Linked DNA regions of Mus musculus: all the other regions are linked to region 1. Evidence: chromatin loops called from intact Hi-C (ENCODE). Cell type or tissue: left cerebral cortex. All regions are shown on one strand.

The links. Hi-C counts contacts between places; a loop is a spot of excess contacts. Peaks named below come from ENCODE experiments on the same cell type or tissue, not always from the same donor. Only the 100,000 strongest peaks of a DNase experiment are listed, where the experiment ranks them.
Region 2: it touches region 1 in a loop (7-fold over the local background); 34 of 42 quality-filtered maps call a loop at or near these places.
Region 3: a loop joins it to region 1, with 2.0 times the contacts of the local background. A loop is called at or near these places in 2 of 42 quality-filtered maps.

What each region holds. Positions count from the first base shown.
Region 1 is chr3:121,959,849-121,967,848 of GRCm38, forward strand. It overlaps Arhgap29 (Rho GTPase activating protein 29), which reads left to right and starts at 7,958. Exons shown (of 23, transcript NM_001356524.1): 1 at 7,958-8,000. In left cerebral cortex, a CTCF peak has its summit at 4,508 (motif pointing right); DNase peaks (open chromatin) are centred at 4,515 and 7,914; H3K4me3 peaks cover 575 bases; H3K27ac peaks cover 3 bases.
Region 2 is chr3:122,101,095-122,109,094 of GRCm38, forward strand. Abca4 (ATP-binding cassette, sub-family A (ABC1), member 4) reads left to right here. Exons shown (of 50, transcript NM_007378.1): 12 at 1,581-1,786; 13 at 2,340-2,516; 14 at 4,214-4,436. It overlaps Gm40138 (a long non-coding RNA gene), which reads right to left. Exons shown (of 3, transcript XR_001783974.2): 3 at 4,062-4,459. Among named protein-coding and RNA genes, the nearest start is that of Gm40138, 21 kb to the right of the region's middle. In left cerebral cortex, a CTCF peak has its summit at 3,556 (motif pointing left); DNase peaks (open chromatin) are centred at 1,172 and 3,530; H3K4me3 peaks cover 309 bases; H3K27ac peaks cover 358 bases.
Region 3 is chr3:122,242,148-122,250,147 of GRCm38, forward strand. It overlaps Gclm (glutamate-cysteine ligase, modifier subunit), which reads left to right and starts at 3,410. Exons shown (of 7, transcript NM_008129.4): 1 at 3,410-3,964. The coding sequence starts at 3,839. Gm46822 (a long non-coding RNA gene) reads right to left here and starts at 2,225. Exons shown (of 6, transcript XR_001783970.1): 1 at 1,724-2,225; 2 at 1,486-1,619. In left cerebral cortex, CTCF peaks have their summits at 3,287 (motif pointing right), 4,144 and 7,198 (motif pointing right); DNase peaks (open chromatin) are centred at 3,327 and 3,985; H3K4me3 peaks cover 2,519 bases; H3K27ac peaks cover 1,280 bases.

The sequences.
Region 1 (8,000 bases):
CTCTTTTTAACTATGATGTTGTTTTATTTTATGTGTAAATACTGCATTTAAGGAATTTGATCTATAATTTTATTGTAACATCATTGTTTGGTTTTAATATTGGGAACACTGCCTCAAAAGATTTTGAAAGATTCTTACTTCCTCTATTTTGTGTGTTTAGTACAAACACACACATTTTCTGATTCAGTGAATTTTTAAACCCACTAGATTTACAGGTTTTGTTCCAGGTAGTTTTTAAATTATGAATTCAATTTTTTAACAATTTTAATACTACTTAGATTTTGTTTCTCTCATTGGGTTTCTTTGGAGTCGTTCATTTAAAGTGACTGTAAAATGCTTTTGTAGTCCTTTAATAACTGTTGGGTCTGTAATGGTGTTCCTTCTGTGACTCAGATGAGTAGTTTGTGTTTATTATTGTCTCTATCGCTTTATTTCTTGGTCAATGTAGCTAGATATTTATCAGTTTAACTAATCTTTTCAAATAACTAGACTTTATCAATATTTTCTACATTATTTTCTTCACTGATTTTGCTATTATAGGGTTTGTTTGTTTGTTTGTTTGTTTGTTTTCTAGGCAGGGTTTCTCTGTGTAGCCTAGGCTATCCTAGAACTCACTCTGTAGACCAGGCTGGCCTTGAGCTCAGAAATTCACCTGCCTTTGCTTCCCAAGTGCTGGGATTAAAGGCATGTGCCACCACACCCAGCTCAGGCGAATTTTTGTTCTTATTATTTCCTTTGACTTACTTTGATTTTAATTTACTCTTTCTTTCCTAAGTTCTTAAAATGGAAGCTGGTATGACTGATTTTAGTCTCTTGAAAATAAAGCATCCCCAAAACTGTATATTTCTCTAGCCACAGTTTTTAACATGTTATCTCCATAGCATGTGGAAATTTGGCCTATGGGTTAAAAACGTTTTGTAACTAACAAATATTTGAGATGCCACAGATACCTTTATGCTGTAGATTTCATAGTTAATCTTATCTAGGTCAGAAAACTTACACTACATTATTTCAGTTACTTAATGGGACTAATTGTATAATCCCATACATGGTCTATTTTAGTGATTGTTCCAGGTACATTTGAAAAGAATGTGTATTCTGTCATTTAGGAGTAGAGTTTTCTGTAACAGTCTATCTTGTCAAATTTGTTAATATTGTTTTTTTTCCAGATCTTGATAGTCCTAATAGTTTTTTGGTTTTATTGTGTTGATACTGAGAGAAGAGTGCTGAAATTTTAATTAACAATGCTATCCGGATTTGTCTCATGTATCCTAGACTTTATTGTAGTTACATACTCTTTTAGGATTGTTATAGCTTTATGATGAAATTGCCTTTTATAATTATTTAATTATTTAATACAACATTTTATGTTTGGTAGAACTTCTTGTCTGGTGTCATAGAACCACTAATGCTTTCTTGTGATAAATATTTAGATGTTGTATCTTTTTTGTCATTTTTCTTTCAATATATATATCTTTATATTTCAGATCTGTTATTGTTGGCGTTAGATCTTGTTATTTTACTTAATTTGAGAATCTAGCTCACCTCTCCCAGCTATTTTAGTTTGAATCCTCTAGGGTCTCATGCATGGAAGACAACTGTTTTGGTAGTAAGCTATACTTCTAGCCCACATCTTGCTTTTTCTGGGATATATAAAGTATATTTAATGTTACTGATTGCTGCTTTTTATTTGTCCCACTTGTTAATGGTTTCTTTTTCTTATCTTTATTTTGGATTAATTTTGAAACTGCTGTTTTTGATAGCTATTAGCTTATTAGTTACACTTCCAGAGATTTTTTTTTTACACATGGGAATTTCATGAATGTTTTATTGGACAAACTATATATAATATGATGTAAAAGAAAAGAACAGTAGTTTCATTTAATTTGTAGAACCACAGTTGAATACATTGTGTCCTGAATTTCTCAGTGTCTTGTATACAGGGACCAATATACTATTATCAAACCTTAGGTTTTTTCCCCTGCAGAAACAAAAGTGGTGACTAGAGACTAATATGCGTGCTTGCTTTCTTTCAGACAATGGTCAGAAAACATATACACTATATTTCCCTCTGCACGTTCATTATAAGAAATCTTTGTGCCCAGTCCACTGCAAACTATAATCATTGTCTTGTATCTGATGCCCCGGTTTAATTCTCTCTCTCTCTCTCTCTCTCTCTCTCTCATTTATTTATTTAATTAGATATTTTCTTCATTTACATTTCAAATGCTATCTCAAAAGTCCCCTATACCCGCCCTGCTCCCCTACCCACCCACTCCTACTTCTTGGCCCTGGCTTTCCCCTGTACTGGGGCATTTAAAGTTTGCTAGACCAAGGGGCCTCTCTTCCCAGTGATGGGCGACTAGGCCATCTACTTCCAGAGATTTTAATACACATTTTTTTTACTTATACCTTCAAGTAAACTTTACTTCACACATAATGACTCATTGGAAAATTTCATTTCCCTTCTTTACATTACCATTTATGTCCATTTATGTTGTTACTTCTTCTTCTTTTTCTTCTTCTACTTCTTCTTCTTCTACTTCTTCTTCTTCTTCTTCTTCTTCTTCTTCTTCTTCTTCTTCTTCTTCTTCTTCTTCTTCTTCTTCTTCTTTCTTCTTTTTTTTCGAGACAGGGTTTCTCTGTGTAGTCTTGGCTATCCTGGAACTCACTTTGTAGACCAGGCTAGCCTCAAACTCAGAAATCTACCTGCCTCTGCCTCCCAAGTGCTGGGATTAAAGGTGTGTGCCACCACGCCCGGCTATTTCTTCATTTATTGTAAATGCTACAACACAATAAGTTTTAAGCATTAGTTTTTTAAAAATGTGCTTGTTGTGGCATTTCTATTAGGGTTAAATCATATGGGCTACAGGGCATGGCCTTCCAGGATAACCCCTTGAGTGTTCAGTTTGTCATTCTCTTCTCCAGGCATTGAGAAAACCCAGATCTCCAACTCTCCTGAAATTCTTTGAACCGTTTCTGAAGTTTTGCCCTGAGTGTACATCTTCAGAGACAATTAAGGGATTCCCATGCAGGCTCAAGAGTAACCTTTCCATATTTTCTTCACCCAGCCTATCCTACAAAGGTCTGTGCACCATGGAACTAGGATTTCTTTTTTTCCTCAGTTCAGCAAAAGGGTTTATTTTGTTTGTTTTTGGAGACAGGGTTTCTCTGCATAGCCTTGCTGTCCTGGAACTCACTCTGTAGACCAGGCTGGCCTGGAACTCAGAAACCCGCCTACCTCTGCCTTCTAAGTGCTGGGATTAAAGGCATGTGCCACCACTGCCTGACTTCAGCAAGAGTTCTATATCTTGCCTAGCTTCTCTCTTCCTTTCCTATGGTCTAGAAAGTGCCATTAGGCAAAAGCTGGGATACTGTAGAGTTATTAGGAGATGGGTGGGTGGGGCTGGCACAGGCCTTTAACCCTAGTGTAGAAGCAGGCAGATTTTCCTGGGTTTGAAGCCAACCTGTTCTACCAATCAGTTCCAGGAAAGCTAAGGCTACACAGAGAAACCGTATCTTACAAAAAATGAGGGCTGGTGAGATGGCTCAGTGGGTAAGAGCACCCGACTGCTCTTCCAAAGGTCCCGAGTTCAAATCCCAGCAACCACATGGTGGCTCACAACCATCCATAACGAGATCTGACTCCCTCTTCTGGAGTGTCTGAAGACAGCTACAGTGTACTTACATATAATTAATAAATAAATAAATCTTTTAAAAAAAAGAATGTTAAAAAATGAATACATAAAATAAATAAAAATAATTTAGGAGATAATAGAGTTTTATTTCATTGAAAGTTCAGATATTGCAGTTTATTTCATTGGCTTGAGATTCCATGTTTCAAATACTACTATCCCTTGCTTTGTGAAAACTATCTATCTAACTCCCCTCCCCACTACCACACACACTTCTCTAGTTTTTTTTACTACAATGAATGGGCAAATCTGTTGTTATTTATTCCTCCACTTTATCTTTTAAGGATTTCTTTTCTATTGAAATAGTGCCTCACTTGGCAAACCAGGCTGGTCTCGCATGGGTGTAACTGCATGCACCACTACCCTCTTTTAAGATTTAAATCTAGACATTAAAAAATATTTGTTCTCCTGCAACTTTTTAAGAGATTTGTTTATTTTGTTTATATGAATAACTGTCTTCAGACACACCAGAAGAAGGCATCAGATCCCATTACAGATGGTTGTGAGCCACCATGTGGTTACTGGAAATTGAACTCAGGACCTCTAGAATAGCAGTCAGTGCTCTTAACCTCTGAGTCATCTCTCCAGCCCCTCATGCAACTTTTTTGTTTAAAAAAAATGTGTTGTCGCAATCCAGGTTTTGTTGATGGCATACTGATATATAATTTGATGTATTTTGTCTTACAGCTTATGAAATATAAGTATAAAGTAGTTGAATCCAGAGTAAGGTGTCTTGACCTTTCAAGGCTGGCTAATTCCTAAGAGTGGGCAGTCTTCTGCATGAAGGCATTTAGCATGTCCATGGCCTTTACCCACTAGGTGTCAGTAGAACCCCTTCCTCAACTGTGACAACCAAAAATTAGCCAGATGTCAAATGCTTTTAGGACCATGTTCTGCTGTGAAAAATACAGGCTGCCTAAACCACACAGCCTGCTTCAGGGATATGAAAACATCTGCTTAAAAAAAAAATAGCACCACTACACATAATATAATTATTCAGCCTGGTACCATAGACATTTTGAGGAGAATGTATTAAAAAATTTTTTAGAAGTTTGTAAATTGATGGTTCATAGGATAAATGACTTACAGGTAACATAAAATAAGTGCAAATTACCATTTTAAAGGAGAAATTAATCCGGGCAGTGGTGGCGCACACCTTTAATCCCAGCACTTGGGAGGCAGAGGCAGGTGGATTTCTGAGTTCGAGGCCAACTTGGTCTACAGAATAAATTCCAGGACAGCCAGAGCTATACAGGGAAATCCTGTCTCAAAAAAACAAGAGAGAGAGAGAGAGAAAGAGAGAGACAGAGATGGGGGGAAGAGAGGGGAGAGAGAGAGAGAGAGAGAGAGAGAGAGAGAGGAGGGAGAGGGAGGAGGGAGAGAGAGAGAGAGAGAGAGAGAGAGAATAGACACAATCACAACAGAAAATAGTAGAAAGACATTGTTTTGTTTTTCAAGGCATGGTTTCTCTGTATAGTCCTGGCTGTCCTGTAGTTCACTCTGTAGACCACACTGGCTTAGAACTCACAGACATCTGCCTGCCTCTGCCGCCTGCCTCTGCCTCCTGCCTCCCATATGCTGGGATTAAAGATGTGCGCTGCTGCCAGCTACCCCTACCCCGACCTTCGGCTGGTAATTTCTTTTCAATTATAGGTTGCTTCCAGAAATGTTTCTCTGCAGCTTGTTAAACAATTTGAGATGTTGCATTTCTACAGTAGATCTAAAGATGATTTTTACTTTTGAGGGGAGGGCTTTATAATTTTACTATAAACTAATAATTTTAAGTACAAAGATTATTTCAGTATTGTACTTTTCATAGTTATGTTTATTTGTACCATATAAACTTACTTTAAAATACAGATCAGGAGATATTTATAAGAGTCTTTTTAATTTAAAAATGAACTTATTTTTGTGAATATTTGCAAATATCATCTTTTGTATGAAGAATGGTAGCTATTATGTTTTTAGACAATTGAAGGATTAAGATCGTAAGACCAAAATTTCCCATAAACAGCCCTACTAGACTTCAAGCATCTCATATTCATGGATCTATTCTGTGTCAGGTTCCATGGACAGTAGTTGGCTGTTTGGATATGGGTGGGATGGTTAAAGTCGGATCTGCTGGAGAAAATGTTAAGAACCACGTGGAGCCAGGCATGGTGGTGCACGCCTTTAATCCCAGCACTCGGGAGGCAGTGGCAGGAGGATTTCTGAGTTCGAGGCCAGCCTGGTCTACAGAGTGAGTTCCAGGACAGCCAGGGCTACACAGAGAAACCCTGTCTCAAAAAACCAAAAAAAAAAAAAAAAAAAAAAACCAAAGCAAAAACAAAACACGTGGTCAGATGGAGCCAAATACTTTGTTCTCTTGATGTCCCTTCTTGACCCTCAGAATCCTTTCTTCTCCTGAGTGTGCCCTTCAGTTTTTAGTAACAGTGGTTTCATGGGCTATTCATGGTGCATTATTGTCTTGTAGTGTCTTTATGAGTGCATTTTAAACAACTAAATCTGAAAAAACAATGTGGAGCTAAGTGACCAAGGAGCCTCTGTTGTCAACGTATCTTTGCTTAGAGGCCAATTGGCTTCACTTCCCCCAGAACTTTTTACCTCGAGGTGTCCTCCACTTTTCCCTTAGCTGTAAGTAGTCTTCCTACTGTAGCTTTTTATCTCCGATTCCTTCTCAGCTTTCATTATCTGTCTCTGTCCTTCCCTCACCCTCCTCTCCATAATTGTCTTTGTCCTTACACTTTTCTTTGTCTCTCTCCCAGCTCCTCATGCCCCTTTCTCTCTATCAGTTACTTGTTCATCTTATTTGTTAAGTGACATAATCAGATCCATTTTAATCAGAACACAATCTTCTTTTATATTAGTTGGATGGGAGTGATCGGTGGTGGCTGGGAGCTCAGTGAGATAGACTCTTGTGTAGCCTTAGGCTGGCCTGGAACTCATTGGGTAGCTGAGACTGGCTTTGGAATCTTGATCCATCTGCCTCTATCTCCTAAATTGTAGGACTACAGAAATGTGCCACCAACTTCAACTCAGTTTTCTTTATTAAATGGAATGGCAGATGTATAAAAAGAGAATTGACATATTTTTAAATAACTTAATGGGGGTGTGAGCAGCTAAGAACCACTTGAAGCAGCCACTTCTTACCATTTCCCCCCAAATGTGTGTTTCTAACTGTAGTCGTACTCTCACCCCCTTTATTCTTGAGGATGCCTTTCCTCTTAGTAGCTTGCTTTAAAAGTTCAAACATCAGTTTCCATGCTAAAAGTCTTTGCTACTTTTTTTCCCCGAATGCAATTAAAAGTAGTCTGGTTTTGAGAGGTTCCTGAATATTTGGAGCGCAAATTTGGTATTTTGTGTTTGAGGGCAGAAGGGATATATTTGTATGAATCTTAAAAATCCACTGTAGAGCTAAAGTAACCAAGCAATTCCATATTTATCCTTTCAAGTTACACTAAGGGGGCTGTTTTTCTGGTAATAATTGGAAAATTTAAGTGTCTGTTTTTCAGAAATTTCTCCTGATTCAATGCCTCACTTGTTGGGCCTACAGTATTTCTGTCTTATTTTCTGGTCTCCTTGGGTCCTACTCTCTTCTTTCTTTGCTTGTTTCTCTCTTGGGGTTTGCTGCCCGTTCTTTCACCTCCCCTCACACTGCCCTGGATCCTTTTCCTCCCACAGGTGGCCATTTTTCTGTCTCTATACTGTTCCCACAGGCACCCTCCCCATGTTTTTCTCTAGCTTAGCTTTCTGTGTTGAATTCAAGAGTCCTTGTATTTCGAGGGACCTGCTGCTTTTTAAACCATTCCTTCATATATCCTGAGGTGAGTTTGAAAAGGCAGTTGACCAAACACGGGCCTTGGTGGAAAATTCTGCCCTTTATAAGGGGCTGAATGGTTGTCTGGTTTCGATGTAGTTAATTCTTTTGGAATTAGGGCTAGGTAGGCCTTGTTGCATGTTACCTGAGTGGAGCCTTCGTCTTCAGCTCGTATCATTTCGGGATTTGGTGACAGAAGATGAAAGTGGTCCAGGAAATACACCACCCAAGAATGCCTATTAGCAAATCCAGTTCTAAGGTGACTTTTCCTAAGCAATGTCTTCTGTGAGGAGACCCTGTCAGACCAGAAGCTGCTGACAGACTACCACACCCCGGGCTCCTCTACCTTCTCTGCGCTCTGTCCCCGCCCCTGCGAGTTTGAGCCAATGGGCTGAGCCCCAGGGGGTGGGCTGGGGCGGGGCAGAGGTGGGGCCAGGGCGGAGCACCTCTGCCCCAGCTGCCTCACAGCAGTGCTGGCTCGGCCCGGC
Region 2 (8,000 bases), 140 kb after region 1:
CCTTAACCCAGGAGCATCTCTACCATTTCTTCCCTAGCACACATAAGTTTCCAGCCACTCACTCCCAGGTTCTCCTGGTGGAGTTAACTATTCTTTAAAGCCAGAATATACTCAACAGTCTAGCCTAGTGCCCCTGTGACTTCCCTGTCTGATCTCATTGTCATACTTTTGCTTAGAACCCCACGGTGACCTGATGGGATTTTAGGGCTTGGCCAGAATTCTCTTGGTCTTAGCCTGAAAGTGTGTGTCCTGAGACACCCCTCAGTTGGTCAGTCAAATTCCCAAACCTAGCAGAGTAAAGGGTCCGGTCCCAACCACTCACCATGTGTTATGTATTGTGACTACCTGGGGAGGGCTTTGTTGTTGTCTTTGTCTTTTAACAAAATGCTAGTGCCTGGCCTTGCCCCTCAAGATTTTGAAATAAAGACTTTGGTGTCTTTTTAAAGCCAGCCAGTGCTCCAAAGCTTGAGGGACGGTGGGAACCACGGCTCTATTCTTGCAAGTCCCCTAAGGCCACAGTGCTGCTCCTCGTGGTCAAGCCGACCTCCATTTTCCTTCCTCTGCCCGCTATCCACGCTCATGGGTTCACTACAAACCCTCCACCATCAGGTTTGAGTTTGTCTCAGGAAGAGATTGTCATCTTCTCTCCTTGTACCTGAGGAGCCTGGCAGGCTCTGGCACGTTGCATATACTCTGTAAATTTTCGTCGAACAAATTAATCAAGACAAGGCTGTCTGACCTCTTGTGAGTTACATTCTAAGAATCATGGACACAAACACTCCCCCCACCCCGTGTAAAACGAATACCAGTACAACATAATTACTTCAGCAAGTCTGTACAAGTGGGCAACCTCTCAATCCTCCATTGAAAGGAAATTCTTAGTTTTGCTCTCTCTTATGGATCTCTCTCTCTCTCTCTCTCTCTCTCTCTCTCTCTCTCTCTCTCTCTCTGAGAAAAGAGATATTGGGATAATTCCACTCTCTCACCATGAAGCCATGCATGAGACCAAGCTCTCAGATGAGACCATTTTTTTGGCTGTCTGTTCCTTTGCTTTCCTCTTCCTGGTTCGTCCCTCAGCTGGATAGCCTGTGTGTGTGTTTGGAGAGAGCCAGGAAGATTCAATGCCAGGAATGCTTCTCTCTTTAAAAGTCTTTTATCCTCAGGCTTTCTGATCTTCAAAGCAGCCCTGTGTCCACCGTGACCCCACTCCCTCGCCTCCCCATGCTGGGGAGTGAGAACCTTGAGTATTTGTGTCGTTTTGAGGACTTGCATATTTGGACTGTCTTGGACATCTGGGCAGAGCAGTCTCCATTAACTCTTCAGTGATAAGAACCTGTCATCATTTCCAGGGCCCTTGCACGCACGCGCACACACACACACACACACACACACACACACACACACACACACACCAACCTAGGCACACAAAGAAATTAATGGCAGACCCTGTAATTAAATACATAGTTGGTGTATAGTTTTTTTTGTGGGGGACCCATCCCTTGAGCAGTAGAGTTTCTTCTGCCTTTTTGTTTACATTTGGGCCTCAGACTCTCCCCACCTTTGTGATCCTCCATCCACAGTGTCTGGTCCTGGATAAGTTTGAAAGTTATGATGATGAAGTGCAGCTCACCCAACGAGCCCTGTCTCTCCTGGAGGAGAACAGGTTCTGGGCCGGAGTGGTGTTCCCTGGCATGTATCCCTGGGCCAGCTCCTTACCTCCTCATGTGAAGTACAAGATTCGGATGGACATAGATGTGGTGGAGAAGACCAATAAGATCAAAGACAGGTGATGGCTCAGTCTTGAAAGGTTTCTCCAAAACTCATGGTGAATTATATTTGGTAGCGAGTAGAGGATTAAGGGCAAATGCAGCCTATGGATCAACGAAGGGAAGCTAAATGGGAGAAAGTATGATTTGTGCAGATGGAGGTAGACCGAAGCAATCACCTCGTGAGTCATGGCCATCGGAGTTAGCACTGTGACCCCAAAGTAGAGCTGGCTAGTTTGGGAAACATGTAGGACATCATTTCTCAACCTGTGGGTCACAGTCCTTTCACAGGGCTGGCCCCAGACCATCAGAAAGCACAGATATTTATATTTTTCTAACAGTAACAAGATTACAGTTAAGAAGTAGCAACAAAAATAATTTTATGCTTGGGGGATGGGTCACCCCAGCACAAGGCGCTGCATTATTAAACGATCGCCACGTTAGGAAGGTTGAGGACCACAGCTTGAGGAGAATTCGTCAAGGGACCGAGTTGTGGGGTAACCTGGGCTTGTGAAGTGAGTGAGTTACCCACTCGCACTTACATCCTTCCCCCTTCATCCTGTGCCTTCTTAGGTACTGGGATTCTGGTCCCAGGGCGGATCCTGTCGAAGATTTCCGGTACATCTGGGGAGGTTTTGCCTATCTACAGGACATGGTGGAGCAAGGAATCGTGAAGAGTCAGATGCAGGCAGAGCCTCCAATTGGAGTCTATCTCCAACAGATGCCTTATCCCTGCTTTGTGGATGACTCGTGAGTCCCAGACCTCTATCTTCCTCCCTGAGCTGAAAAAGCAGTAAATGGGGGTGCTCTCAAGGCTTCAGCATCTCCCGAAGGAACCCCAGTGATGAGGGAAGACTGGGGAGCATAGGGTTCTGACCGAAGAAGATGCTGGCTCTGCACTCCAGACGGAAGCAGAGGGGGAAATAAATGATAGGGTGTCGGGGGTACAAAAGGGAAATTGGAGGTTCAAACAATAGGAGTGAGGTTGAAGTGGGGGGATGCCCGCTGTTTAAATTTCCACTTCGTAGTATGTTTGGTATGTGGAAGGTTCTGGTCAGGGCGTTTTCCCAGTGATTGCCAGATCAGCAGATTCAGACTGCGTGGCAAGAAGGCCTGGTACCTAGGAGCCTCAGAATAATGCAGCTCCTTCCCCAATTAACATTCCTATGATGTGTGTTTGGTGAAAAGGTAGAGGAATGTGTTGTTGGATGAGCTCTGGCCTCCCTCTCTGACCACCCCCATCCTAACGCCTGTCCGCCCTTTGACCAGTAGCATGCTAAGCAAACAGCCTGCTGTTTTGTTGAAAATAGATTTTGGAGTGGTGGAGAAAGGGACAGAGGGGGAGAGGTGCTCAGAAGGCTTATTATCATGGTAGATGGGGTCAGAAACACTCCCTGACCTATAGTTGGCTAAGGAATTTAACTCCTGGGGTGTTGAGATCACGGGAAAGTCACTGTAGCACGAGTGTGTGTGACTGTGGGATCCGGGAAGCAGAGATGGCAAAACGTGGTGAAAAGAGTCCCGTGGCCAGCTGGAGAGATTGTAAAATAAAGCCCAGTGTACACACGGGAAAGCAGTGCTCGACACTGTGGCCCCATCAGGTCTCCAGCTCTGCAGAAGACTGCAGAGATAACGGTCGCTGTTCAGAAGTTAGTTTTACTTTGGATAAGAGGCAGAGATGGGAAGGAGAGCCCAGGTCCACTTGCAGGGTCAGAAGGGGAGGGGCTGGCAGGAAAACGGGTGAGTGTGGAGAACCTGTGGGAATCGGAGTCATTCAGTATGGGAGAGCCCTCTGGCGGCCAGCCTCGGAAGTGCATGATTTTTGGTTGGTTGGTTCCCTCCCTAGGGCCATTTTGAGTGAAACTATCCTCCCACGCTAGGCACTGGGCCCTTCCTTTGACAACACCCAACAGTTTCAATAGATAATAATCCCAAGGGCTTTACCAGTGCATTATTCACAGGGGAAACCTGTAACGCTTACCCTAATGTGATTCCATCGTGTCAAATCCGTCCTGCTTGCCGAGAGCCTATCCCAGGATCTACTCCACTTACGAATGGATGGCTCTCGGAATCAATGACTATTGGATCATTGCCTTGTTCAGATCACAACCCACACCATCAGGTCTACAGTCTTTCCCACAAGCCTTCATGGGGAAGATCTAAATATACTATATGGCATATATACTATAAAGAGATGGTATGTTTTATTCCTACACATATAGAGCATCCTCCATCTGGGCTGTCCAGAACGGCTCCATTTTGCCTTAAAGAAAGAAATGACAAATGAGAAAGGTATTTAAGAGGGCTCAACCCAGTGAGGGTCCAACGATTTATTTTTCTGCTCTCCTTCCCTTCGGGCTTCATTCTCAACTCTCCATTCAATAAGTATTTTACGTTGATTCTACCAGGGACAGCTGGCTCTGTTCTGCTTTTTCCTCTCGCTTCAGCTTCATGATCATCCTGAATCGCTGTTTCCCTATCTTCATGGTGCTGGCGTGGATCTACTCTGTCTCCATGACCGTTAAGGGCATTGTTTTGGAGAAGGAGCTGAGGCTGAAGGAGACCTTGAAAAACCAAGGCGTCTCTAATGCTGTCATCTGGTGTACCTGGTTCCTGGATAGCTTCTCCATCATGGCGCTGAGTATCTTCCTCCTGACGCTGTTCATCATGGTAAGCCGGGTGGAGAAGACAGTCTTTAAAAAAAAAATGGCTTCATTGTTTCTGCTCTCCTCCTGTTGGTGAGCAAGTGCTTGGACTAGTTAGCTGAGCATTAAAGACAGCAAGACAGGTAATTCCTCACCTTTCAAGCAAGGCAGGACCCTTAGAGAGCCAGCACCCTCAATTCCCTGCCTCCCCCCCAGCCATGTATCGTTATCTCTTCCCCTCTCCTCTTCTTGCCTAAGGGCCTCACTCACTGTCTACGTAGGTTTCCCAGTCTGTTTCATGACCACGCGGAGACCGGAGACCGCTGTAAGCAAAGCCCAGGGTAGAACTGTTGTGTGCTCAAAGGTTGCCTCTTCTTTCAAAGACAGGAATGAGCTTAAAAGGAGTGTTTCCTAGAATTATCATTCCAATACTTGGCTACAGTTAGAAGGTGGCAAGCGCTATTGGTGGTATGAGGGGAGGAGATCTGGACAATTAACCTGTCAATCATCCTCATGGCCAGGGCGTTAGCTTCACTAAGAAACATCTTTCTGCCTGCAGAGATCTCCAGTGTTAGCATTTCCTCTAGGTTCTGCCCAACCATTACCTAGCATAAAAGGACTTTCCATCCTCCTCTCTCTCTCTCTCTCTCTCTCTCTCTCTCTCTCCATTATCCCACATGTTCATGCCTGGCCACAAGTTCCCTGCTGGCCTCTCCCCTTCTTTCTCTCTCCTCTCTTTCTGTCCTTCTCTGTAACCTTTCTCTGCTTTTACTCTCTTTCCCAGACCCCCTTCCTATGTCCCAGATAAACTTTCTTTTATACTAAACCTGTTGTATAGTTGAAGCCTGGGGGAGGGGGGCGGTCTCAACATGGGCCCACTAACATCTAATATTATATACTAATATAATGCTGCCACGTTATAAAACATATTATCCAAGGACTCTGTTTGAAAGGATGGAATTTGGAGCCTGTCTTTTCTTAGTGATAGGGGTTTTTTTTTTCCCCCATTAAGGTAGAATTAAAGATAGGACGTTGTTTCGCAGTATGCTGCCATCCTGTATATTTTATATTTTTAGCTCCTTCGTAGAAGCAGCTCCTTTTGGGCTTGTTGGAATACGAGTGCACACACTTGGTAGTTGTTGATGCTTTATTGGATGGAAGTCGCTTTCTGTTGTAGACCCAGTGAGCCTGTTCAGCTTCATCGCTATCCTCATGTCAAGTGTCATGAAGATGTGCGGACAGGATGCAAGTCTCCCATTCCATGTTGGATCATGGCTACCTGACCTAAGAACGCCCCATCATATATGCTAGCCAACTAACACATACCCGTTTCATCCAAGCCCCCCATTTTGCAGTAAAATGTCCCTAACCTACTGCGTTCTATCTTTGCTATTACACTATGACCCTGTGGGTTGTGGTGTCAATCAAAACCCATCTTAGAGTTCCCTTAGAACCAATGCTGGGGTGGAGGCCATTCTAGTCAAACAACCTCACCCTACAAAGGATACCAGAGCTCCACAGAGGTGAAAGGGGCAGCCCCGCCCCCTTCTTAGCCACCATAGGCCCTCTGCTCTGCCCCACACCTCTTTCACCAGTAGGTGATTTGTATCTTTAGAATTAAAAGAGTCCGTGAGTAAACATCTGGCTGAATGGCTGGCTTCTGACTGATAAGCGACACAGAGACCTGCCTGCCCAAGAACGAGGTTTTAGGACTTCAAAGCTCTTGGGACGTGAGGTAAAGAGTGTTCACCAAGAGCTTCGAGCACAAAGACGCTTCTTCTCCTTGTGGGAACCAGAACGCTGTTCCAATAATGACGGAAACAGAGCGTTCCACACCAAAATAAGGTTTTCCTTTGAATCCCCCCCCCCCCCCCCCGTGTGTGTGTGTGTGTGTGTGTGTGTGTGTGTGTGTCCCTTCCTCCCCAGCTCTGCTGTGCAGGAAAGAAGCTGGGGGCAAAGACAATGGGAAGGTTCCATTGTTACTCAGTCCACAAGGAGCAACAAGGAAAGCGGGTAGAGGAGGAAGCTGGGGACGGAGCCCACAAGGCTGGCTGGGTGACTGACATCCACCAAAGCTCGCAGTCTAGACGTTTGCAGGACTTTGCTCTGGGCTCGGATAGAAGGTTGAATTCATTCTACAGAGAGCAGTAAAAACCCTCCAGTCCAGTTCTGACTTTTTTTTTTTAAGACTTCCTCGGACTTAGGTTCAACTTAAGTACAGCTTCCTTCCGTCCCTCCCTTCCGCATATCTCCTCCTCATCTGGTTTTCAATCGATTCCCTCAATACCCAACAGGCACGAGAGCATGAAGGAGAGATGGTGACCACAGCAGATAAGACACACATTAGTTCCACTTGGTTCTCGCGGGCTCCAGAGAGATATCGCTAATTGGTCTCTTTCCTTTCTATTGTGGAGAAAGCAGTGATTCAGGGAAAACCTTATTCGTAGATCAGAGCCCATTCATGAGACGAAGCACTTCCATAAGATGGAGGAGCAAGAAGAAACACGCGGGAGGGAGAGCACGAGGCCCTTTGGCCTCGGGAATGCTAGGCTGTGTGACTTGTCTGTGACCCCCATTACCCCACTATTCAACTATGTCCCACTGAACTATGGGAGGTGGCCTAGTGAACAGTGACTCTGCTCTGAAGCCTGAGAAGGGTTCTCAGCATTCTTGTATCTTTGTGTTCCCAAGAAAAGAATGAGAAGATCTATGTGTATTTGGGAATGCAGAATTTGGATGGACCAAAGGGGCTGACCTTTTTATAGGGGCTTTTAATAAAGGGGGAACCAGAAGAAGAGGGGTGCAGAAGGCCTCATACAGTTGAACATCTCAGTCTGTCCTACAGTGTAACTAGGCTTGTTCAGAAAAAGTCGCTAGTTTGTTCCTGCTTTCTATATAGACAGTGGGAAAAATGCTGAGTCTTGTACTTAGATTCTATGAAGAGCATTCATGGATGGGGAGGACCAATCCACTTCCAAAGGCTCTAGATCCATTACTAATGTCTCCACCTGTGTGAGTGGCAAACCTCAGAGAGCAAGCACTCATAACCAGTCAGCAGGCCGAGCCCCAGGCAAAGGAGGAGACTTGTTTGGAGTGGATCTCTTCTGTATTGTTGCAGGGTACTACAAGACCACCTAACACTCAGAGTACTACAAGACCACCTAGCACTCAGGTCTTCCTCTTTTGCCCACAACTAACTCCTTCCCACCATGAACTTGCTGAGTTGATCCATAATTACTGCTGAAAGATAAACTTAGTCACATTAAGATATGTTACAGAGACAAAGTTTCTAGCTAAGGATAGACTAGCCAGAGACTACCTCACCCGGGGATCCATTCCATAATCAGCCATCAAACCCAGACACTATTGGGTATGCCAGCAAGATTTTGCTGAAAGGACCCTGATATAGCTGTCTCCTGTGAGGCTATGCCAGTGACTGGCAAATACAGAAGTGGATGCTCACAGTCAGCTATTGGATGGAACACAGGGCCCCCAATGAAGGAGCTAGAGAAAGTACCCAAGGAGCTAAAGGGATCTGCAACCCTATAGGTGGAACAACAATATGAACTAACCAGTACCCCGGAGCTCT
Region 3 (8,000 bases), 280 kb after region 1:
GGTTTTCAAGTATGGTTTTTGAACTCCCAGATGGCCAGTTGTACCAATTTGTTATTTTTAATTAATATGTAATGTTATGGTAAAGTTTAACCAGAAATTAAAGTGTATCTGTTGGATCAACAGATATTCATGTCACTCTGGAACTGTTAGAAAAGAAAGTTCAACTCTATATCCACTAAATTGAGTTCAATGAAGGTCTCCAGATGGTAAAATATCTGCAAAGGAAAACTTACACAATCAATTTATCGGCAAAATATAAATTAAATAAAATTGTTCTCTTTGTAAAAGAATTGAGAAAAAGTGCATGCAAAGAAACTAAACACCTAAGATTTTATAATTAATTCCTACATTGTGCTTTCAGACTAAAATTACATTTTTAATTTCAAACATAAGTAAAATTGAAAGAAACCTATAATCCCTTGTCCTAACCACTATCTAACTACTGTTGTAAATTTCTTTGACCATGTGAATACGTGCTTCTCTATTCTTAGGCAGTATTTAATTATGGCTTAAATGGGTATTTTTTATATTACAAATGCTGTGTATATTCGTTACTAGAGACTTTGAAATGGAAGATCCACCTCAATACTTTTCTCACTTTCTCCTTACATTGAAAGCCTTGGTGTGTCCTCACATGGAGTAACATACACAGCATTCACAATCTACTTTTCCCATCCTTCCTCATGCCCTAAATACATTCTCTGCATGGATGGTTAGAGCGTAGGTAACTCATTTCTCCCAGCCTCTCTCCCCCGCCCCCTCACTTCAAATCATGTGGGGTGCCCTGGACACTTTGTCAAATTAGAGTTGTTTTTCCTTAGAGCAGATTCTAGCTTAGGGACCGCTCCTATCCCTTCAGCTGACTTCAGTCGCTGTGCCTTGAGTGTCTTTCTGACTCTGGCCTCTCACCTCTACCCAGCATGCTCTGCGTCCTGTTCTGGAGACTGGGGATAAATAGCATTGCTGCTGGCTGCTTCTCCAATCGCAGCCCTATCTGTCCTGTGCTGTGACATTTATACTATCATAGTTCATCTACAAACCCGTCACTCCCAACTGCCACCAAGAGGTTTTAAAAAATAGCTCTTTAAAAAAAACTTTTATTACAATAGATCAACTAGACAAAGTGCATTAATTGTGTAAGGCTGAGTTACAAATAACTACTAAGCAAAGGTTGTCTCAATTGTTCTGGAGCCCCCACCACCCATTCTTCTGTTTTACACCCTGGTAATAATTTCTTTGCACATTTGTGGTTTTACTACATGTTTGTACTTTCCTAATGGGTAGTTTAATTTTGTTTATTAATTAGTTTGTGTGAATAGACTCAGAGCGTATACTTTTCCATGTATCCCCGCCACCCCTTAGTTCTGTTTGTTGGTCCTTCCCAGGAGAGGGTTAAGGCTCCTGAAAACAAAGCTTACAGTGTACCCAAGGAGGAAGCAAGGCACCTCCCCCCCCCCCCTCCCCGAGACAAAAGAGCAGACTCACAATGACTTTGCAGCCAAGTTCTTCTGGCTTGTATCCCTTTCTTCTGCAGCCAAAGGAAATGTAGATTACTTTTCTCTTCACCAAGAAACCATGGAGTTACAGCAACAGTATTATTAAGTAAAATATGCAAGGCACTGAAAGCATATAAATCATGCACAGACACATTAAAGAATTTAAATCACCTGTAATATGAACCAGTAAAGAGTTTAAAATACAGCGCTTAGGTTCCTCCGCCCACCTGTCCGTTGGTTGTTTTAAAGTAGGTATTTGCATTCCACAGCCCAGGCTAACACTGGGTTCCTGATCCTCCCTCCGAGGATCCTGCCTCAGCCTGCCGAGTGGAGGAATTGTAGGCGCGTGCTACCACGTGTGGTCTCAAAGGGTCTACAAATGTACATCTCAGAAACAACGTGAAGTCCTCCGTGCACTCCTGAGTGTGCCAGCCTGTGATAGTCAGGTTATAACAGGAGAGAGTAGAATACAACAACAATTTTGAGGGCTAGGGATGCCCACTGTCAGAACGCATGTGTAAGCCTTCGACCCCAGCACCATAAATAGTAGTTCTCACTTACTGAACATTTATTATAAGCCAAGTACTGAACTAAGGACTCACCATACCTTCTCTTAGTAACTCATCACAACTACCTACCCAACGGCAGATCTGATGTCCTGTGGCCTCCAGGGGCCCTGAACGGTGCCCATAAACTCATGGAAGAAAACACACATACACACAAATAAACAATATTTTTGTATGTTTGTTTTGAGACAGAGTCTCTCTACCTAGCTCTGGCTGTCCTGGGACTCTCTATGTAGACCAGGCTGGCCATGAATTCACAGATTCACCTGCCTCTGCCTCCCAAGTGCTGGGATTAAAGGCGTGTGCCACCACCACCCGGCGACCACTAAGTTTTAACCAAATATTTACATGGACTTTTAAGAGAATATAATCAAAAGTCTAACAATGACCATAAAAAATTCATCAGAAGAATCAATTGTTTATATTTAAGTAAGGCCATGTGAGGGGCTGCTCCTGGGAAACCTCTTCTCCATGGATTCTTGCTCATTGGATGTGCACAAAGATGTACCCAACACCAGCCTCACTTTTTCTGGAACGATCTTCCAGCCTTTCCTATTTCTTAGTAGTTTACCAACTCAGATTCATGTTTCTTTTGAAAAGATTTTGCCGCCTTATAATGAAAATCTCACCTGGCTCTAACATACCTGACTGGTTTGTTAAAAAGTTTGTTTCCTGGGTAAAACTTTAATAAACGGTCAGTTTGCTATTATACCCAGCCATCTCCAGTGGGAATGGGGAAGAATCACGAACAACTTGTAAAAGTGTGAATCATAAAACGTTCTCTGTTACCATCTGTTCCTTATGCTTAACTGACCTGGAAACTAACTGCCCCGTGGTATTTTTATTGTTTAATGTTTCATGGGCTGAGGCCTTTCTCTCGAAGGATTAGGCTTCTGAAAGGGGAAAATTAAAGTTGTACTCTCTGGTTTCATACAGCACCAGCAAATAGGTAAATCAACACGCTGGAAGAAGAATGATCAGTTTGGGGGAAAGACTCTTGGGCAAAGCAAAGCAAAAGGAAAAAATAAAAATAAATTTAAAAAACAGAGCGGGGCGCGGGCAATGAGACACTCGCGCCATCGCATCAGCTCCTTAGACACAGAAGCAGGCACGCTCTCAAGGCCTGGGAGGATGGACCTCCGGCGGTCCTCTCGAAGAGGGCGTGTCCAGGGCCGCAGCGCGGGCGGCCATTGGCTGAGCGGCGCTCCCGGGCGCACCGTCAACTCTCACGAGGCGCTGGCGGCGTAGGCCGCGCGCCGCGCTCTGGCCGGCAGGGGGCGCACGTCCGCGCGCTGTTCTCCCCCGCGGCGCCGCCCGCTCCCGGCCGCCCGGCGCCACGCCCGCCGCAGGCCGAGGGCCAGTCACCCGCGGGCCTGCGCCCCGCCCCTGGCCCGCCGCGGGACGAGTAACGGTTACGAAGCACTTTCTCGGGTGAGGTTTCTGCTTAGTCATTGTCTTCCAGGAAACAGCTCCCTCGTTTCAGCGGCGGCGGCGGTGGCGGCCGCAGAAGCCGCAGCGACCGTCCGCGCCGGCGCCTCCCTCCCTTCCTTCCCTCCCTCCGGGACCGCCTCTCCGTCGCCGCCCGGCCTCCTCGGGCCCGAGCGCACACCGGGCTGTGGCCGCGCGGAGTCGGCAGCCTCGCGCTCTCCTCTGGGGCCTGGGGCACCGCCGCGCCCTGCGAGGCAGCCGTCTGCCCACTCGCCCGCCCGCCTGCCCGCCCGCTCGCCATCTCTCCGCGGCTCCGGCGCTACCCGGTCCCCTCCGGCGGCAGCTGCCATGGGCACCGACAGCCGCGCGGCCGGGGCGCTCCTGGCGCGGGCCAGCACCCTGCACCTGCAGACCGGGAACCTGCTCAACTGGGGCCGCCTGCGAAAAAAGTGCCCGTCCACGCACAGCGAGGAGGTGAGCACGGTGGGGGCCGAGGGTCTCCTCGAAGTGGGGACAAGCAGGGCTCTCCGGAGCTCGACCCGCTTCGGAGGTACCGAAGTGAGCTGGGTACTATCCCGGCTTGGCAGGTGCCACTGCGGGGCGAGGGGCGCCTCCGCCGGTCGGAGTTGATCGCACAACTCTTGAGGGCCACCGGGTCCCCTGTCTGGCTGGACAGAGCCACTGCAGCCCCGCGTCTTCATCTTCCGTCCCTCTCCCTTAGCCAAGGTAAAGGAAAGATAAAGGTTTAGTGTTTGGTAGATGGACTAACAATAGGTTTAACTTTGATATTGTTGACATTGCTTTCTCTATTGTACTGAATTTGGATTTGGGACAAATAACTTACTGGATGTTAACATTGTATTTGCTTCAAAACCATTAAAGAGGGGCAGGTGGTACACGCCTTTAATCCCGGCCCCTAGGGAGGCAATAGCAGTAGGATCTCTGAGTTCGAGGTCAGCCTGGTTTGTATATTGAACTCCAGGACAGCTAGGGCTACCCAGTGTCAGCCCCAACCCCCACGCCCCCAAAAAACCTAATGTGTAGTTGGAAGTGACAGATTAATCTAGAATTAAAATGTGTTATATTTGTGTTAATGGCCCATTCCTGAGCCAGTGGTTCTCCATGGACCGTGCAACTCATTGCAGAGGCGTATTGATAATATGGAACATGTATACTACTTAAAACAACAAAACAAGACAGATGTGCAATTATGTGTGGGGAGTAATAAGCTGGGTATGGTGGTGGGCTCTTCTAATACGCAGCCTCAGTGGGCTAAGGCAATAGAATGTAGAATTCGAGGCCAGCCTGGGCTACCATGTGATGAGGTCCTGGCTCAAAAAATAAATAAGATAAATGGAAACATTTTAAAAAAGAAACAGTTACACCTAGGAGCTATTTGACTTTGAGACTGTTTTCCCGGCTATAACTTTAACCTTGAGTAATATTCTCTCATCAAGTAGTTGTGGTAAGGAAAAGATGGGGTATGAAAATACTCTGCACACAACATGCTTGTTATCAACTGGATCATCAGAAAGGTAAACAAATCCTGGTTAAAGGCTACATTTCCTAAGTTAGGTCATATTGTAAGGTCGGTCTCAGTGGTCAGAGACAGACGGGCTTCTGCTCTTTTAGTGAGGCAGGCTCTACAAGAGCGCCTGGACTCCTTCGTTGTAAGTTGAGAGCCTTCACTGGTCAGATTGGGGAACCAGCTCCCTAGCCCAGCCTGTGCTCAGCTTCCAGCTGAGTTGGGCCGCTGTTTGAACTGCCCACTTGGCCTGTTTCTCTCAAAGGTGTCTCTGCATCTTGGCTTAGAGCCGTAGCTCCTCCCGGCACTGGGTTCAGTGTACCCTTTGCACCTTATCTCTCCACAACACACTGCAGTAGCTTGCAACGTTTGTTTGTTTTTAATGTTCTTATTCTTTGAGAATTTCAGTGCATTTTTCAACCATCATCATCAGAGAAGCGGTCAATGTTTTTTGACGGAAAATATTGCATTTTTTCATTCAGTTCACACGCTTCTGTTTCTCTTGTGTGTGTGTTTCAACATATTAGAAACAGGCTGCATAGAAAGGATATTACTAACCCTTGCATACTATGTGGGAGATGTTTTTTCTATCCTGTTGCACTTTGTAAACAATTGACTTTTTAAGCTGGGTATGGTGGCCAGGCCTTTGATCCCAGCACTCAGGAGGAGGGTCTCTGATACAGGGAGGGGTGTGTTCTGTCTGCTCTTAGAGACTTCTCTTCTGTGTGTGAGCTCAGAGGCCAGAGGTTGATGTCTGATATTTTCCTTTAGATAGGGTGCCTCACTGAACCCAGAGCTCAGGGATTGGCTAGACTAGCCTGTGTGTCTGTTCCCTCAGGCCCAGTACTGCCTACTGCCTCCTACCACTGTGCCTGGCTTTTCTCTGGGTGCTGGGATCTGAGTTCAGGTCCTCGCGCTTGTCTGACAAGCACTTCATCCCCTGGGCCGTATCCTCGGCCCGCAGAAAGAATTTTCTAACAACCAGAGATCAAAGTGGGATGTGCTATTTAAAACAGTTCAATTCACTTGAAGAGATTAAGGAAACTGGAAAACAAAACAAAAATAACCACCTTTTTCCCAAAGGCCTGATCATTTTTTTCTTATAGATTCTTATTTTTTGATTTTTTAAATTTATTTATTTTGATTTTATTTTTTATTTCCTTTTATTTTACGTGCATTGGTGTTTTGTCTGCATGCACGTCTGTGAGAATATTAGGTATTGGAGTTATAGACTGTTGTGGGGCGGTGGGAATTGAACTGGAGACCTCCAAGAGAGCAGGCAGTCTTCTTAACCACTGAGCCACCTTTCTAGCCCCTAAAATTTACTTCTATTTCATTTTTATACATTTATATATTTTTATGTATGTATTTTATATATTTGTATATGTGTTTTGATTATAGTTTCCCTTCTGTGATTTCTCCCAGACACTCGCCATTGAATTTTATGTTCTCTTTCTTTCAAAAACAAAAACAAAACCCCACAATGTCACAAAACTTCAAAATGAAAAAACAGAAGACCAGTAAGACAAAACATAGCTAGACAAAGCAAAAAGCAAAAAAAAAAAAAAAAATCTCGAGAAAAGCCATGGAGTTTGTTTTGTGTTGCCCTGGAGTATGCGTGATATACCCAGTGACACTCCTGGAGAAAATTGATTTTACCCCCTTACCAGTTGGCATTAATTGCAAATTAACTCTAAGGTTGGGGTGGGACACCTAGACTTCTTTCCTTTCTCAGTGCTAGGAACCTGACCTGAACCTGTGCAGGCCCTGCCCCAGTGCCACAGTCTCTGAATTCATCTGTGCTTCAGTCCAATTGTGTCTGGACGACACTGTCTCCTTGTCCCACCTCCTATTCTGCATGGATCCCTGTGGTCTGAGGAGGGGGTTGACAAAGACATTCCATTTAGAGCCATGTGCTCCGCAGTCTTCCACTCTGAACATTGCCCCTTTAGTCTCAAGGCTAATCCTGTCCACTATTGGAAGCAGCCACTCTGATGGAAGTTGACCAAGGCAGTGATCTCTGAGGGTTTTTTGGTTGGTTTGTTTGTTTGTTTTTTAATATCTTAAGTTTTTAATTTTGAGTTTTATGTTAGTTGGGTTGTTTTTTTTTTAAGATTTATTTATTTATTATATGTAAGTACACTGTAGCTGTTTTCAGGCACACCAGAAGAGGGCGTCAGATCTCATTACGGATGGTTGTGAGCCACCATGTGGTTGCTGGGAATCAAACACAGGACCTTTGGAAGAGCAGTCAGTGCTCTTAACCACTGAGCCATCTCTCCAGCCCTGCATTTTTTTTTTTTTTTAACAAACAAATATTTTTTAAAGATTTATTTATTTATTATATGTAAATACACTGTAGCTGTCTTCAGACACTCCAGAAGAGGGCATCAGATCTTGTTACAGATGGTTGTGAGCCACCATGTGGTTGCTGGGATTTGAACTCTGGACCTTCAGAAGAACAGTCGGGTGCTCTTACCCACTGAGCCATCTCACCAGCCCCTGCATTTTTTTTTTTTTAAAGTGGTTCTAGTTCTTCATTAAATTCTACTTTCATATCCTGAGCTGTTTTCATTATTTCATCCAGCTGAGTTTTCACAGACTTCATTCATATCCCCTTGAAGGTCCTTGAACAGTTGCTACTGTGAAGTCTTTGTCTTATACTTCAACTAAATTGCTTTTCTCAGTGCCTACTGCGTTTTGAGTTGCTGGCTTCCGGAGGAGCCATGTTGTCTTGTCTGTTCATGGTTGTCTTTTTGTGCTGGGACCTAGGCATCTGGAGTTAAGATGTTTGAGGTATTTCTGGTGTGGATACCTGTTCTTGTCTTTAGGGGCTGTTGGTGTTCTGGATCCTAGTCATAGTCTGATGGCAGTGAAGTTTCTGGAAGTGTTTCTGTGGGTTGGTGGTAGTGCAGTGCAGTGGTTCTCAACCTTCCTAGGGCTGTGAGCCTCTAATTCAGTTCCTCATGCTGTGGTGACCTCTAA